5 separate regions of the Homo sapiens genome follow, and regions 1, 2, 3 and 5 are each linked to region 4. The links are chromatin contacts, found by Hi-C in ENCODE. All regions are on one chromosome and are shown on one strand. The core of a region is the stretch at or near the end of the contact, and the rest is flanking DNA. Distances in the headings are between cores, read along the strand shown.

Region 1 (2,700 bases), core at 113-2,612, 1.8 Mb after region 4:
AAGTCAGGTGAATCGATTTTGTCCGTACTAGAAGAGGATCAATTGCTTGAGATCACAAATGATGGTGGCCTTAAAAGTATGTTTGAGACAGCTTCAAATCCCATGTTCTGGATTAAACTCAAGGTGGGATATCCTGAGATTGCCACAAAAGCACTGAAGAGTCTGCTTCCATTTCCAACATGCTATCTTTGTGAAGCAGGATTTTCTGCAGTGACAGCAACCAAAACAAGATTACGGAGTAGACTGGACATAAGCAACACACTTCTGGTGTCACTGTCTCCCACCGTTCCCAGATGGGACCTTCTAATTGCAGGAAAACAAGGTCAGGGCTCCCACTGATTCCACATTATGGTGAGTTGTATAATTATTTTATTATATATTACAATGTAATAATAATAGAAGTAAAGTGCGCAATACACGTAATGTGCTTGAATCATCCTGAAACCGTCTGCCACCCGGCCCTGGTCCATGGAAAAATCCTCTTCCGTGAAACTGGTCCCTGGTGCCAAAAAGGTTGGGGACCACTGGTTTATCCAGGGTCATCCAGGTTGGAGTGGGGTCAGGAGAAATGGGGAAATTTAGGTAAAAGTATACAAAGTTACAAACACGTAGGATGAACAAATGGGAAGACCTAATGTACAACATGAGGGCTATAGTTAATGATAGTGGTATTCAGGATTTATGCTAAATAAGTAGATTATAGCTGCTCTTGCCCCAAGGGGGGAAATGTGTAATTATAGGAGTTGATGGATATGTCATACAAATAACTTAAATACACAGAATAAAAACTATTTTAGTTTAAAAAGGAACAATATTTATAAAAAAATAAAGTGAGCTCGAAAACATTCAAATAACTGCTTAAAAATTAAAAAGTAATATCACATAATTTAATAGAAGGAAAGAAAGAGCAAGACAGCAAGAAAGAAAAGGCACCATAAAGAAAAACAATTTTGGCCCCTCCTCATTTGTAGTCTTAAGCTGCCTCTACTCCCTCGCCTTGAAAAGCCACGGGCTTCCGAGGGATGGAGGTCAAAGCCAGAGTAAAGAAAGTTCCCGGGGGAGGCCACTCCCCAGCTGATGACTTTCCAGTTCCAGTTAGTGTCGGAGTCCCAGTTCCTCTCCTTAACCACCGGACAAACGTCTCTGGAGTCTCTCCAATGAGCAAGAAAGCAAGTCGGGGGTAGGGGAGGGGCCTCACACCAGGGGGTGGGCGCAGTCCCTCCTCCAGCTCCTTCACCCTCCAGTAGTCTCGTGGGTCCCCGAGCGCCAGCGCGGGAACCGGGAAAAGGAAACCGTGTTGTGTACGTAAGATTCAGGAAACGAAACCAGGAGCCGCGGGTGTTGGCGCAAAGGTTACTCCCAGACCCTTTTCCGGCTGACTTCTGAGAAGGTTGCGCAGCAGCTGTGCCCGGCAGTCTAGAGGCGCAGAAGAGGAAGCCATCGCCTGGCCCCGGCTCTCTGGACCTTGTCTCGCTCGGGAGCGGAAACAGCGGCAGCCAGAGGTGCGCGGGCGGCTTTCTCTGCCGCCTCCTGGGGACTTGGGCGCGGGAACTGCGCGGAGCCTGCGCTGGGGCCAGGGCCGGGGTCAGGTGTGGAGGGCAACTTGTGGGGAACCGGCGCGAGGGCCCGCAGGTTGTGTTTGCTGCTCTGGGGGTGGAGGATGTGGGGTGAAGGTTGGGGCCAGAAATGCAAGAGGCCTCTGAAAGGGACCCTGGAAGTGGAGCAGGTACACGGCAAGGGGCCCCAGGCGGCCCAGCGGCACCCGGGCTCACCCCAGAACCATTCGAATGACAAGGGGTGCCCTGCCTGAAAACGCCTTGCGGGGCTCAGCTTCCCCTTAGCTACACTGCTTTACAGGTAGAGAGCGGCCCTGAATCCTGGGTAGAGTCTGGGCTCAGGAGCATGTGCCAGCGTAGTGGGGCTATTAGAAGGAATGGTTAATACAGCCTGCAAGCTGTCATTTATCAGTAAGTATTCAATGAAGTCCGCCGGAGCCCACATCTATGCTAGGCCCTCTACAATACCAGCTTAGGAAAGATAGTGGCGGTATCTAGCACGGTTCCTAAGACCATTAGCTCCAGTCAGGCTCCCCGACTTTAAATTCGGCCTCTACTGCTTCACGTCTGTGGACTGTCAGCCACTTTCTTCTTATATATGTTCTTTCCATTGCCTCATCTCTGAAATTGTGTAACTATTAAATGAGCTACAGAGTATTAATGTAAAATTCTTAGAGCAGTGCCTGGCGCTACAGAAAGTACTCAGTGAAAGTTAGCTCTTATTATTTTAAATATTTGACAAAGTTCCTGCTTCTCCAAGCTGATTCTCTGGTTCCCAGGTGGTTTCATTCATGCACTGTTATTCCTGGAAGTCTTGGCATGGCCACTTCCCAGTTCCAGGAACAGGCAGTCGTTGTTTTTTCTGGCTTATCACATTGAGATACATGGTTACTACAAGTGACACTTAAACGTGTCAGACAGTTTGGGGGCTCCCTTCTTGAACTTTTTCTAAGAGCAAACCTTTGTCTTAATGCCACCCTGTTTACAACAATAGTAGGGCTTTGAACAATGAGAAAATGCGGGGAAATGAAAAAGACATATAAAGGGAAAGAGTGGATTTATGCAATTGGATAGAAAAGTGGCATGTAAAATAGCTGGTTTATAGATCAAACTGCCTTTAGATCTGTAAAGGAGCTTAGAGTAC
Region 2 (2,700 bases), core at 166-2,665, 1.5 Mb before region 4:
TTCTTGCCATAATATTTACTTTTATTCCATACAATGTCCTCTGGTATTTTTTCTTTCTTTATAAAGCTTATGTCAATGTACTAAATTGATTCTAAAATCTATTAATGAATCCTTATGGGCCCTGCACTACAGCACTGCACTACACTTCCTGCACTACAGCACTGCACTACACTTCTTACCTCCTGTTTAAAGTTCTTTTTAATTGCTATCACTGTCCAGTTTTGTTACTTCGAGATGGAGCTAATGTCCACCCATTAAAAAACTGTGCTTAAATAGCATAAACTCTTGAAAGCCCTACCTTAAATCTTGAATTGATCTGTTTCTCCAGAAGAACTCTTTGGAGGCACAGCCACCTTACTTATTTATATTGTATCAAAAACTGCAGATGTTCTCCTTGGAGAACAAACACATCATTGTTGAAAGGAATGCATCAGTTTTCACTGTTTCTGCTGCATCACTGACGAACAGTAATAGCCGGGCAGGTTTGGGGCAACAAGAGAGGACCCGAGCAGCTGCCCACGGTGCTGAAACTGATGATGAAACGACAGTTTTGGAAATTTACTATTTACTATTGTCAGATTAGGACAAAATAGAGGAATTTACCAGACACTGGCAGAGAAAACTGAGTGGCCGCCACCAAAGTTGCATGAGTGCTTCCGGGATACTGCTGTTTGGCTTCGATGTCTGCCCACTCTCTCTTTCTCTCTGGGACAAAGTTATTTAATAAGTGCAAGTCAAGTCAAGTCAAGCATACAGGCAGAGCTGCTGACTGACCGTAGTATCTGGCCCTAGCAGGGGTTAAGTCCCAAACCTGCAATCTGAGCTTCCAGGGAAAGAAAAAGGGGGTGGGGGTAAAAGAGAGGAAGTGACTGCCCTCCTTCTATTCAGAGACAAAACAGCCCCCTCAACTAAAGTCAAGCGATGTGCCCGAGGACGTTGCGGCAGGTACTTGACCAAGAAAAGCCTTCCAAACATGTTTTCCAGGCAGGCTCTTGCAGCCTCAAGAAGGGAATGAGAGAAGCAAAACCGGTAACTCAACTTTGGACACACACAAACTCGCGGAATGAGAGTGCAGGGGAGACTCGGTCCCCCGAGGGCAAGGCTATTTTATTCCTTTTGCAAAAAGCCTAATTGACTTCTCACCCAGCTCTAGAGGAGCAGCAAAGACCTCAGCAGCAGGGCCGACTCCGAGCTCGAGGGCCAACAAGCGGGGTATGTTCTCTGGGCCGCTCGATAACGAGCTGCCCGGCTGCCGCGAAGCCGGACAGGGTCTTACCTTGAAGTCCGGCCCCCGCAACACAAACAGTCTTGCCAGCCGCGTCGCTGCGGGAGAAGTCCCTACCCTGATTTCATGACTGAATATCCGCACCGACCCCCACAGCCCGGAGTACTAGCAGGGACGACAACACCTAGGCGAAGCGGAAGTCCCGCCCCACGCGCCTCATTGGTCCGCACCCAAAGGCACAGAAAACCCACTGGGCAACATGGTTGCCTGTTAAGGCTCTTTCCCACTCTCACGCGGAGTCTCGCTACTTGCTCTAGCCCGGCTCGGAGAAATGCCCAGTTTGCGAGTCTCGTTCTTGGCCGCGTGATCCGTCTTCCCTGGAAGGGAAGAGCAGGGTGGGGCAGGCGTCTGCGGAACTGGAGCGCGGCTGAAGAAGCTGCTCTTGGCAGAGGAAGGGGCAGGCTGGCAAAGTGGATTGGCTGTGGGCGCCTGCCGCTAACCATGTGCCCCTAGAAACGGAGACCGTAGGGTCTGGAGGGCGCGGGACCGAGCGGGCAGGGCCGGTCGGTCTGATCTGCTCCGGCTGTTGGGACAGAGTAGCCCAAGATTCGGCTGCCGGGCTGCCCCCGGGCGGGCCTGGCCCTGGCGCTGACGCGTCTCTTCCCTGCACACTACACTCACCCGACCTACTAAAGAGGCGAGGGCGAGGCCTCATCCGCCCGCCTTCCGTACCGTGCCCAGTCTGAGATCAGAGTGGGTGGGGACCGTGGCCACACCTTAAAGTAGGGCTCAAATTGTTAGAGATGCGAGCGGCCCGAGGTCTGAACGCCAGTCCCCTGAGGCCTGGCTCGGATCCACGCTGGCATCAGCACTCTGGGCCTGACACGCGCCATCCCCGGGGCTTAGCAAAAGTCAAACCATGTGATTCAGGCCCTAGGTCAGCCTTTTAAAACCCTTGCCTCCTTTTGATGAACCAAAAATCTCCTCCCCTGCCGCCCTTCTGATAAGCCTTCCTTTCTGGTTGTCTCAATCTTAAACCAGTCGAAACTTAAATTACCGGATTGTACCATCCACATTGATTAATCATTGCCAACTCGCCACCTTACAAAAGCAGTGTGACTTAGGCAAATATTACAGAGTCCTGAAAGAAATGTCAGGAGACATAGAATCAGGCACTACTTCTGCTTCAAATAATAAGGCACCCTTAATAAGGCCTTTACAGGCTTCAACTCCTTCAACATCATCTTTTAAAAATGGTGGCGAGGAGGCTATCACACAGAGTATTAGTAGAATACCATTGGATGTAACTTGTCACTTTGATTGCTTGGAGAGCCCTGAGTAGGTGGGACACAGCAATGGGGAAAAGACTCTTTCCTTATTGTGTATCCTTTTGTGCCTTTTGAATTTTGAACCTTGCAAATATTACCTACTCAAATAAAATTCAAATACAAGAAATTTAAGATCAAATTTTAAAA
Region 3 (2,700 bases), core at 33-2,532, 1.3 Mb before region 4:
CCCAGGCTGAAGTAATCTTCCGCTTCAGCCTCCCAAGAAGCTGGGACCACAGGCATATACCACCACGCCCGACTCATATTTTGATTTTTTTTTTTTTAGAGATAAGATCTCCCTATGTTGCCCAGGCTGGCCTTGAACTCCTATGCTCAAGCAATCCTCCTGCCTCAGCCTCCCAAAGTGCTAGGATTACAGGCGTGAGCCACTGTGTCTGGACTATACATTTTTTAATAGCATTATTGATCCTGGCATGAGAGGAGAAAAAAAAATGCTGGTACTAATAATAAAATTGTTTGCAACGCAGCCAAAGTTCTTTAATATGGCTCTTGGCCCAAATCAAACAAGCAACAGAAACTCCCAGTCCTTTTTTTTTTTTCCTTCTTATGTTTTCACAAAATAGGAAAAATGAGGTTAAGCAAGAATTTTGCTCAGTTTGCAGAGGCAAAGTGAGGCTTGCCAGGGCCGGGTGCTGTTGGGGTGCGTGCAGCATATGACGGGGTGTCTCTAACACAGTGACTGAACTGTTCACCTTCTGAAGTGAGGCTCCTGAGTCACACCTGGGGCTGTCTTGATGAGTCACCAGCCTTCCAAAGTGGTTTTCTCTGGGAAGTGGCACTTCACAGTGCCACTTTTTTTTCCCACCCCAGGGACAAAACTCTGGTAAATGAATCCCTGCAGGAACCACGGGTATTACAGTCCTGATTTGGCTCATCTGCTCTTTGGGGCTGACAGCAGCTTTGCTTGACTCAGCTTCTGCCTGACTGAGTAGGTTCAGACAGAATGAGTCTGCAGAAAAGTCGGTGGTGCTCAGTGGGAAGGACGTGAGGGAGATGGATCACCACAGCTGGCCAGGGCAGAGGCACTAGGAGACCTTTCACATGGCTGCTGTGCCTACTGCTGCTAACTTAAACAAGTGGAAACTTCTTGGCAAGTCTGTGAGGGAAGTCGAGGATTAGAGCCTGGTAGTTAAAAATACAATCCCTGCCATTCATTCAGAATTCCAGAGAATGCTGAAATTTTTTGAATTGGCAAGTGAATGGTAGAGACCGGAACCATACACTGAAATAACTTCTCTGGTCTTGTATCATCTTTTATTAGAGGATCCTAAAAAAATCCCCTATTTATATATCAGTTATTATTTCTGTGTCATAGACTGCAGCTATGTTTGATGAGCTGCTTAAGTGAAAATCTGACCGGAAACTTTCAACTATAAATTCTTTGTGGTTTCAAAGAAGGATGAACTTTCTCATCTAACACATTTCTGCTGTGTGAAGAGTCACCTTTATTATATGGCATGAGTCTTTTTTTTTTTTTAATAGCTTTGGGGTTTAAACTCTGAATGCTTTGCTAATAGATGTGTCAGCTGTGCACATTGGCAGCTTGACTTTTACCTCTTTGTATCTTCTATTCTGATGCATTAAAAATAGCAGGAGATGGTGCCGTTTAGGATTTGGGCAGAATGGAAGAATCATTATAACCAATAATAGTGTTTTAAAAGCTGCCTTGGGACAAAGAATTATTAATTAGGGTGGTAGAAAGAATGACAACGTGGGAGGAAGATTGATTAGGGTTTCTAGAAATACAGTAAAACCTAAGCTATGTATCTCTTCAACCATGTGAAGAGCTATTACTTTATTTCTGATTGTCAACATATCGAAGTTCAAAAGCCGACTCCACATTATGCAAATAGACTGATAACGTTAAGCAGAGGAGATCAATGTACTGGATGGCTACTAATCTTAATATTGTCGCCAGGCGCGGTGGCTCACGCCTATAATCCCAGCACTTTGGGAGCCTGAGGCGGGTGGATGGCCTGAGGTCAAGAGTTTAGATCAGCCTGGCCAATATGGTGAAACCCCATCTCTACTAAAAATACAAAAGTTAGCCAGGTGTGGTGGCACACGCCTATAATCCCAGCTACTTGGGAGGCTAAAGGAGGAGAATTGCCTGAACCGGAAGGCAGAGGCTGCAGGGAGCTGAGATCGCACCATTGCACTCCAGCCTGGGTGACAAGAGCGAAACTCCGTCTCAAAAACAAACAAACAAACAAAAAACCTAATCTTAGTATTACAAACATGATCAGGTCGGGTTGCTAGTTTAGATGTGGGTGGTGAGCTGAGCATCCACTGCGATGGGGCTTCTACTGTCATGGGCTCCCTCTGTGATGTGGCCTCCCTTCTGTGATGAGCTCCCTGGGGTTTCTCCTGCAATGGGCTCCCACTGCAATGGGCTTCCACTGTGCTCAGCTCCCATTGCATTGTGGTTTTAGGTGACAGCAGAGGGACTACCTGGAGAAAGTGTGCATCTGGGCCTGGGAGAATTAGTAAGTGTGCATACCACCCCTGTCTTTGTTCTTGTGGTTAAGACTCATCTCTGGTGTTGGTTAGCAGAGCTAAGTACCGTTGGCAAAACAAAAGGTACTACTAAAAGAAATGTAAGATATGAGTAAGATATATGTCATTTCCTAGGTCTTGAAATCTAAATAAGATCACACTAATAGAATGTTTAATTTGATTTAAATGCAAACAGTATTTATCCCCAACATACAACGAGAAAGTAAACCACCTTTTGCATACTTGTATTCTAATTCCAGTTGAGGAAAATTTTAAAAGTTTAATATAAGTCTTCGGCAAGACTCCTTGCCATCTGGTACAGGATTAAAAATTGGCATAGCATTTGTTGTCTACTGACAGTGGGTCAGAT
Region 4 (2,700 bases), core at 154-2,653:
TTTTGTTTCTCGTAAATTGATTATTTAAAAACACTAGATACTATTGAGAGAACTGAAGTGGGGTTCATTGATGTGATATTAAATTCAGATAATCATGTTACTTTAATTACTTATTCCCTTCTTTAGAGAAAGTAGTTTAGGAAACATAACATCAGTATACTCTCCTTAACAAAAGAAATATTTAACATACTAAAAACAGTTGAAGACGAGCAATAAGGGTGACTATAATACAGGAATATTCCCATTATATTCAGGGAATGCATTCATGAAAATATGAACAGCTATTGAATCAATCTTTGATGGGTCCTTATAACAAAGTCCTTATAGAGATGCTTTTCCATTAGTATAATGCAGTCATGACTTGCTTTGGTTAATCCTTACTGGATGCTGTGACATATACAATATTCTTCATGTCAAAGAAATTCATCAATTTTAGTTAAAAATGCAAAACATGTCATTGAAAATGTATACGATGTAAGTGTGTGGTTTAGAAGTAATAACCAAATAATAAATGAATACTCATGTATGTATCACTCAGCTGAAGAAAAAGTTAAAGCCTCTTATGAGCCTATTTCCATAACATCTCCCTCCCTCCCACACACATAGAACGAGCAGTTTGAACTTTGTATAATCACATTAATTTGCTTTTCTTTATAGTGTAGCCATAGATACTGTAAATGCATTCCTAAAGTAGATATTACTTAGCTTTTCCTTTTTTGAACATTTATATTGGATCATACTATATTTCTTTTCTGTGACTTTATTTCCTCACAAATATTTATTGATATATGCAGTTTTGAGTACTGTACTCTGTTGTATTAATCTGCCATCACTCATTTATTTATTTAAGCTTCTAATTGTTTTTTGCTATTATGAACAATGTGTTTAAGAACATTTTGAACATCTGATGTTCACGTGCAATTTCTCTAGACTATATATGTGGGAGAAGAATTACTGAGTCAGATTATGAGTCAGTGGAACTTTACTAAGTGATGAGAAATTACTTTCTAAAATAGTATCAGTTTACATTCCCATCACTTCCTCATTTCTGCAAATTCTTGCTAACATATAGTATTGTCAGACTTCTACTTTTAAAAATGAAACTAGTGATTGTGAAATTGTGGTCTTAGTTTGCATTTTCTTTATTATTAAGAAGGTTAAACATTTTTTAATAGGTTTATGTACTCTGTGTTTCTTGTTCTATAAATTTCTACTCTTGACCGGTATAGGCAGCCTCTAACATGGACCCCGGTGATCTTTGCCTCCTTGTGTAATCTCTTCCCTTTGAGTGAGCACTTAGACCTAGTGATTTGCATATGAGAAATAGAACAAGGCAGAAAATGATGAGATGTCATTTCTGAGATTAGGTTACCAGAAGACTGTGGCTTCCGTTTCCTCTCTCTCACCCTTTCATGGACTCACATTGCGAGAATCCAGGACTCAGGTTGTGAGCTACCATATGGAGAGGCCCACAAGATAAGAAACTGAGGGAGGGCTCTGGCCAATAGCTGCAAGGAATTGAGGCTCTCAGTTCAATGGGCTGGCAAGAACTAAATTCTGTCAACCACCGTATGAGATAGCATGACAGTGGATCCTCCCCTAGCAGAGCCTGCGAAGGAGACTACAGCATCTCCTGACACCTTGATGGCAGCTTTGTGAGAGACCCTGGGTCAGAGGTACCCACCTGACTTTCTGATCCATGGAATCTGTGAGATAATGAGTATTTACTGTTTTATAGTTGCTGAGTTTGGGAGTAATATTGTCATACCTCAAATACCTAATAAATAAAATGACTTTTGAGGCTGTTGTTTTCTTAGGGCTTCACAGTGGTTCTTTATATATTATATTCTGGATGCAATAATCGTCAGTCATATGTGTTGCACTAATATGTTCCAAAATTATAATTGTAACACTTTTTCTGTTGTGTCTTTTGAAGGAAAACTTCTGATAAAAGATAAAAGATTATCTATTAAATATTTATTTATATATTATATAAAATATATATAATAGATGTATAATATATTAAGATATATGTTAATCTATATTAGATATTAAGATATGTATATTAATATATAGGATACCTATGTTATAGATATCTTAATATATGTTATATATCTAATATAGTAAATTTAACATATATGTTAAATTTGTATATATATGCTAAATTTATTACATATGTTAAATATATCTATATATAGATATCTTTGCCTGTCAAAATTCATTTTCTTTTTCATGAAAATGAACCACTTGCATTACTATGAGCAAGAAACAAGTGACACCCATCTAAAGATAACCAAACATGCACAAATCATGGAATTACACAATTCCCAGAGGACTGGTTACGTAATGCCCAGCATCCCATTGAAAGGACATTTAGTCGTTTCTTCTGTGACATTTAAAAATTTATCCACAATTCTTCCTGGCAGTCACTCTACTCCCCTTATGATCATAAATAATATCTCTCTTTCTCGAGGTTATTCTTATTCACAAAAAGGCTTGTTTCATTCAGGTTTGTGATAATGGTTCACATAAGTGAAGCAAGAATAATAACTAAACATACAAGGCCTCCTTGAGTTGCTTTGCAAAAATACAGGCATATGGTATCAAGCAACCACTAAAGCTACAGAATTAACATTTGTTTGAAATTTTCCATAAGAAATTTCAGATAGGACTTTTAAAAGCCTCTGTTTTTGGTGTTGC
Region 5 (2,700 bases), core at 84-2,583, 1.3 Mb before region 4:
CCCTGAAATCCAAGGGATAAGGTGACCATGAACCTCAGCACCTCAAGCCTTCCATTGACATTTCCCTCCTTTGCTCCATGGGTAAGAATGCAGAACGTATGGCTTCAGCTTCTGTGTGGGCCTTTCTCTATGCCTGGTTTTTCCTGGCACCTGTCCTCCCACCTGCCTTCTGGCCTGCCAGTGTGTCTGATCTGAGCAGACTGGGAGGGTGTGAAGAAGGGCCAGTACCGCTTCAGCAGGAAGGGCAGCACACGGAAGGCCAGCAGCCTTGGGCTGGCCTGCATCTGCCCCTCACATACCCTACAGAGAAACACTGAGCAGCTGGTCAGCATGTGGGCTGGGAGGAATGGGGCTGGGCTAGGGGACTAGGGATTAAGGCAGCCCTTGTAGCAGCAACTGTGACACAAGGAGCACCTGGCCCTCCTGGAAGTCCCAGGGCTCTTTCTTTGACCTCCTTCCTTCACTTCCTGCATTTTCTAAATTGTAGCTAAAATTTGAGATAGAACCCTAAGAGTAAAACCTGGCCCTGCTAGCATTGATTTCCTGAGATTAACTTCTCTTTTAGCTAAGGAGCATCTCTGGATGATGAGTAGAGATGGAAGCCAAGTCATGTGCCCTTAAAGTCCTGTGCAAGCTCCTTCCCGGGATGTGGTGGGGTGTGCATGCAGTGAGCTGTGAGGGGGTGGCCCTGTCACAGGGAATGAGGCCTCAGCCATTGTCTGGCAGTGTTGGCAGTGTGATTTTAAGCCAGTTATTTAACTTCTAGGTCTCAGGTCCTTAGCCTATAAAGTTGGGATAATACTTATCTTACAGGGTTGGAGCATGAAATAAATATTAAGAGAATCAAAAGCAAAAATGCTTTGCATATTATGTAATATGAAACTATTTTTCATGTACTACTACTTATAGTATTACTACTATTTATGGAGTTTAAAAAGTTTCTGTGTTTTGAATATATTTAATGAACTCAGTCTTTCTAATTATCTGTATGTATCATGAATACAACATAAAATCTATGACCGTGGCAAAATACTATCACTGACCTTAGATGTGGCCAATGTGTTCTTGACTGAGATCTGTACAGCTTCACATGCTTTTTTTTTTTTTTTTTTTTGGTATGCCGCTTATGTAGCACCAGTAGAGGATTTTTTTTTCATTGACATTATCTTATATTCCCCTCATTATTAGGAGAAAATGTCAGTTGATTTTCTGCGTTACTAAGGACATGAACAAAGAAAACTGTGTAACACAAAACTTTCTGTGTGGAATAGAGAAATTTAATCACTGTCATGATTTCATCAGTGGGGCAGTTCACAGCTTTAGGGCATGCCAATGAGCTGTATCACTTCAGAGTTAACCAAAGAAAGAAATGTAATGGGGGATGGAGAATGTAATTAGAGTGGAGTACAAGGGGGGGGTGGGGAACCTTTGTAACTAAATTATTAGCATTATCATGAAGAAACTGTCTTTTGAATTGTTTTTAAGCTAAAGAAATCATAAAGCAGTGTTTTTATGTGACTATGTAATTCCCCTTGTATTTGAGGTTAATATGCTGCAAATTCTTCATAAATCTTCATTAAGATGTCAAAATTCCTTGTGAAGCCTGTCTTCATTTGCATTCCCTTGTACAGTTATTAACAAAGACCCTTTATGTCTCTGCCCAGCTTGATTTCAGTCATGAACTCCATTTTCCTTTTATTATTTCATAGAATCTGGTTCCTTGATTGAACTTAGTAAATCATTTCTTGAGGACTTGGTGGGAAGCCAGAGAGTGGTAGTGAGGGGGGCAGTTTATGAGCCCAGGGTGGGTGGAGACCCTTGTTCCTCAAAGCAAGACATTATTAACTTTAGAGTCTCCTCTTATCAGATCTTAAAAATTCTTGCCCAAAGTTAATAGTTTTTGAAGTTTGCAAATAGATTTCTACAGTTGAAACCTAGAGTAGAAAGAAGCCTGGTTATTTATTTATTTATTTATTTATTTATCTTTGGCTTTAAAATTAGGCTTTTCTGGCCGGGCACAGTGGCTCATGCCTATCATCTCAGCACTTTGGGAGGCCCAGGCAAGCGGATCACTTGAGGTCAGGAGTTCGAGACCAGCCTGGCCAACATGGTGAAACCCCGTCTCTACTGTAAATACAAAAATTAGCTGGGTGTGGTGATGCTGTAATCCCAGCAACTCGGGAGGCTGAGGCAGGAGAATCTCTTGAAACTGGACAGCAGAGGTTGCAGTGAGCCGAGATCGTGCCACTGCACTCCAGTCTGGGCAACAGAGTGAGACTCCGTCTCAAAAAAAAGTTGGGGGGGAAGCCTTTTCTCACCAATTGAGTGTCAGTGTGGCCAGTGTAAACAAGGATGAAAATAGCTATTTGAGGGGTTTGGTGGCCACTTTAAAGTTGTGTCAGGGCAATGATCAACACTAGAGTTTCAGTTCCTGTTGAGATCTGTGCTCTCTACCTTTCAGTCTGTGAGACTGAGTCGGAATGTCCCCAAGTATTTAGGACCCTGTGACTGCTGGAATTTCAGGGTTGCTCAGGGTCCAGAGTGAAAAGAACGCTGCTGCCAATAACGCCTTCCCATCTTGGGTTGCCTTTGTTCACATAGCTTTGCTTATTCTTTAATCCAAATCATCAGCTCATTCCAAAATAGTTGCTAGCAAAAATACATGTGAATGCTCATTCAAGAATATAAAGGATATTAAAA

The links. Hi-C counts contacts between places; a loop is a spot of excess contacts on that map. Pooled maps may share reads with other maps.
Region 1: a pooled map shows a loop between it and region 4 (4-fold over the local background). The contact joins the promoter of PLSCR1 here to the enhancer-like site in region 4. A Hi-C loop is called at or near these places in 2 of 50 pooled maps.
Region 2: a map with no recorded cell type shows a loop between it and region 4 (6-fold over the local background). The contact joins the promoter of RNF13 here to the enhancer-like site in region 4. A Hi-C loop is called at or near these places in 3 of 37 single-sample maps with no recorded cell type and 4 of 50 pooled maps.
Region 3: a loop to region 4 is called in a pooled map, with 4 times the contacts of the local background. The contact joins two enhancer-like sites. A Hi-C loop is called at or near these places in 2 of 37 single-sample maps with no recorded cell type and 3 of 50 pooled maps.
Region 5: a map with no recorded cell type shows a loop between it and region 4 (8-fold over the local background). The contact joins two enhancer-like sites. A Hi-C loop is called at or near these places in 3 of 37 single-sample maps with no recorded cell type and 2 of 50 pooled maps.

What each region holds. Positions count from the first base shown.
Region 1 is chr3:146,543,269-146,545,968 of GRCh38, reverse strand. It overlaps PLSCR1 (phospholipid scramblase 1), which reads left to right and starts at 1,362. Exons shown (of 9, transcript NM_021105.3): 1 at 1,362-1,502. RefSeq lists an enhancer at 1,033-1,512.
Region 2 is chr3:149,811,930-149,814,629 of GRCh38, reverse strand. It overlaps RNF13 (ring finger protein 13), which reads right to left and starts at 1,415. Exons shown (of 10, transcript NM_183381.3): 1 at 1,277-1,415. RefSeq lists enhancers at 1,572-1,681, 1,547-2,058 and a silencer at 1,892-2,041.
Region 3 is chr3:149,579,958-149,582,657 of GRCh38, reverse strand. The region is part of intron 2 of WWTR1 (WW domain containing transcription regulator 1); the gene reads left to right. Among named protein-coding and RNA genes, the nearest start is that of WWTR1-IT1, 71 kb to the left of the region's middle. Within about 2 kb of position 1,282, at least 20 of the 41 ENCODE cell types and tissues checked have a DNase peak (open chromatin) inside an H3K27ac peak, as active enhancers do.
Region 4 is chr3:148,318,079-148,320,778 of GRCh38, reverse strand. All of the region lies in intron 3 of LINC02046 (long intergenic non-protein coding RNA 2046), which reads right to left. All of the region lies in intron 2 of LOC105374148 (a long non-coding RNA gene), which reads left to right. Among named protein-coding and RNA genes, the nearest start is that of LINC02046, 39 kb to the right of the region's middle. RefSeq lists an enhancer at 1,313-1,372. Within about 2 kb of position 1,403, at least 2 of the 41 ENCODE cell types and tissues checked have a DNase peak (open chromatin) inside an H3K27ac peak, as active enhancers do.
Region 5 is chr3:149,602,269-149,604,968 of GRCh38, reverse strand. All of the region lies in intron 2 of WWTR1 (WW domain containing transcription regulator 1), which reads left to right. Among named protein-coding and RNA genes, the nearest start is that of WWTR1-IT1, 48 kb to the left of the region's middle. RefSeq lists an enhancer at 1-347. Within about 2 kb of position 1,333, at least 4 of the 41 ENCODE cell types and tissues checked have a DNase peak (open chromatin) inside an H3K27ac peak, as active enhancers do.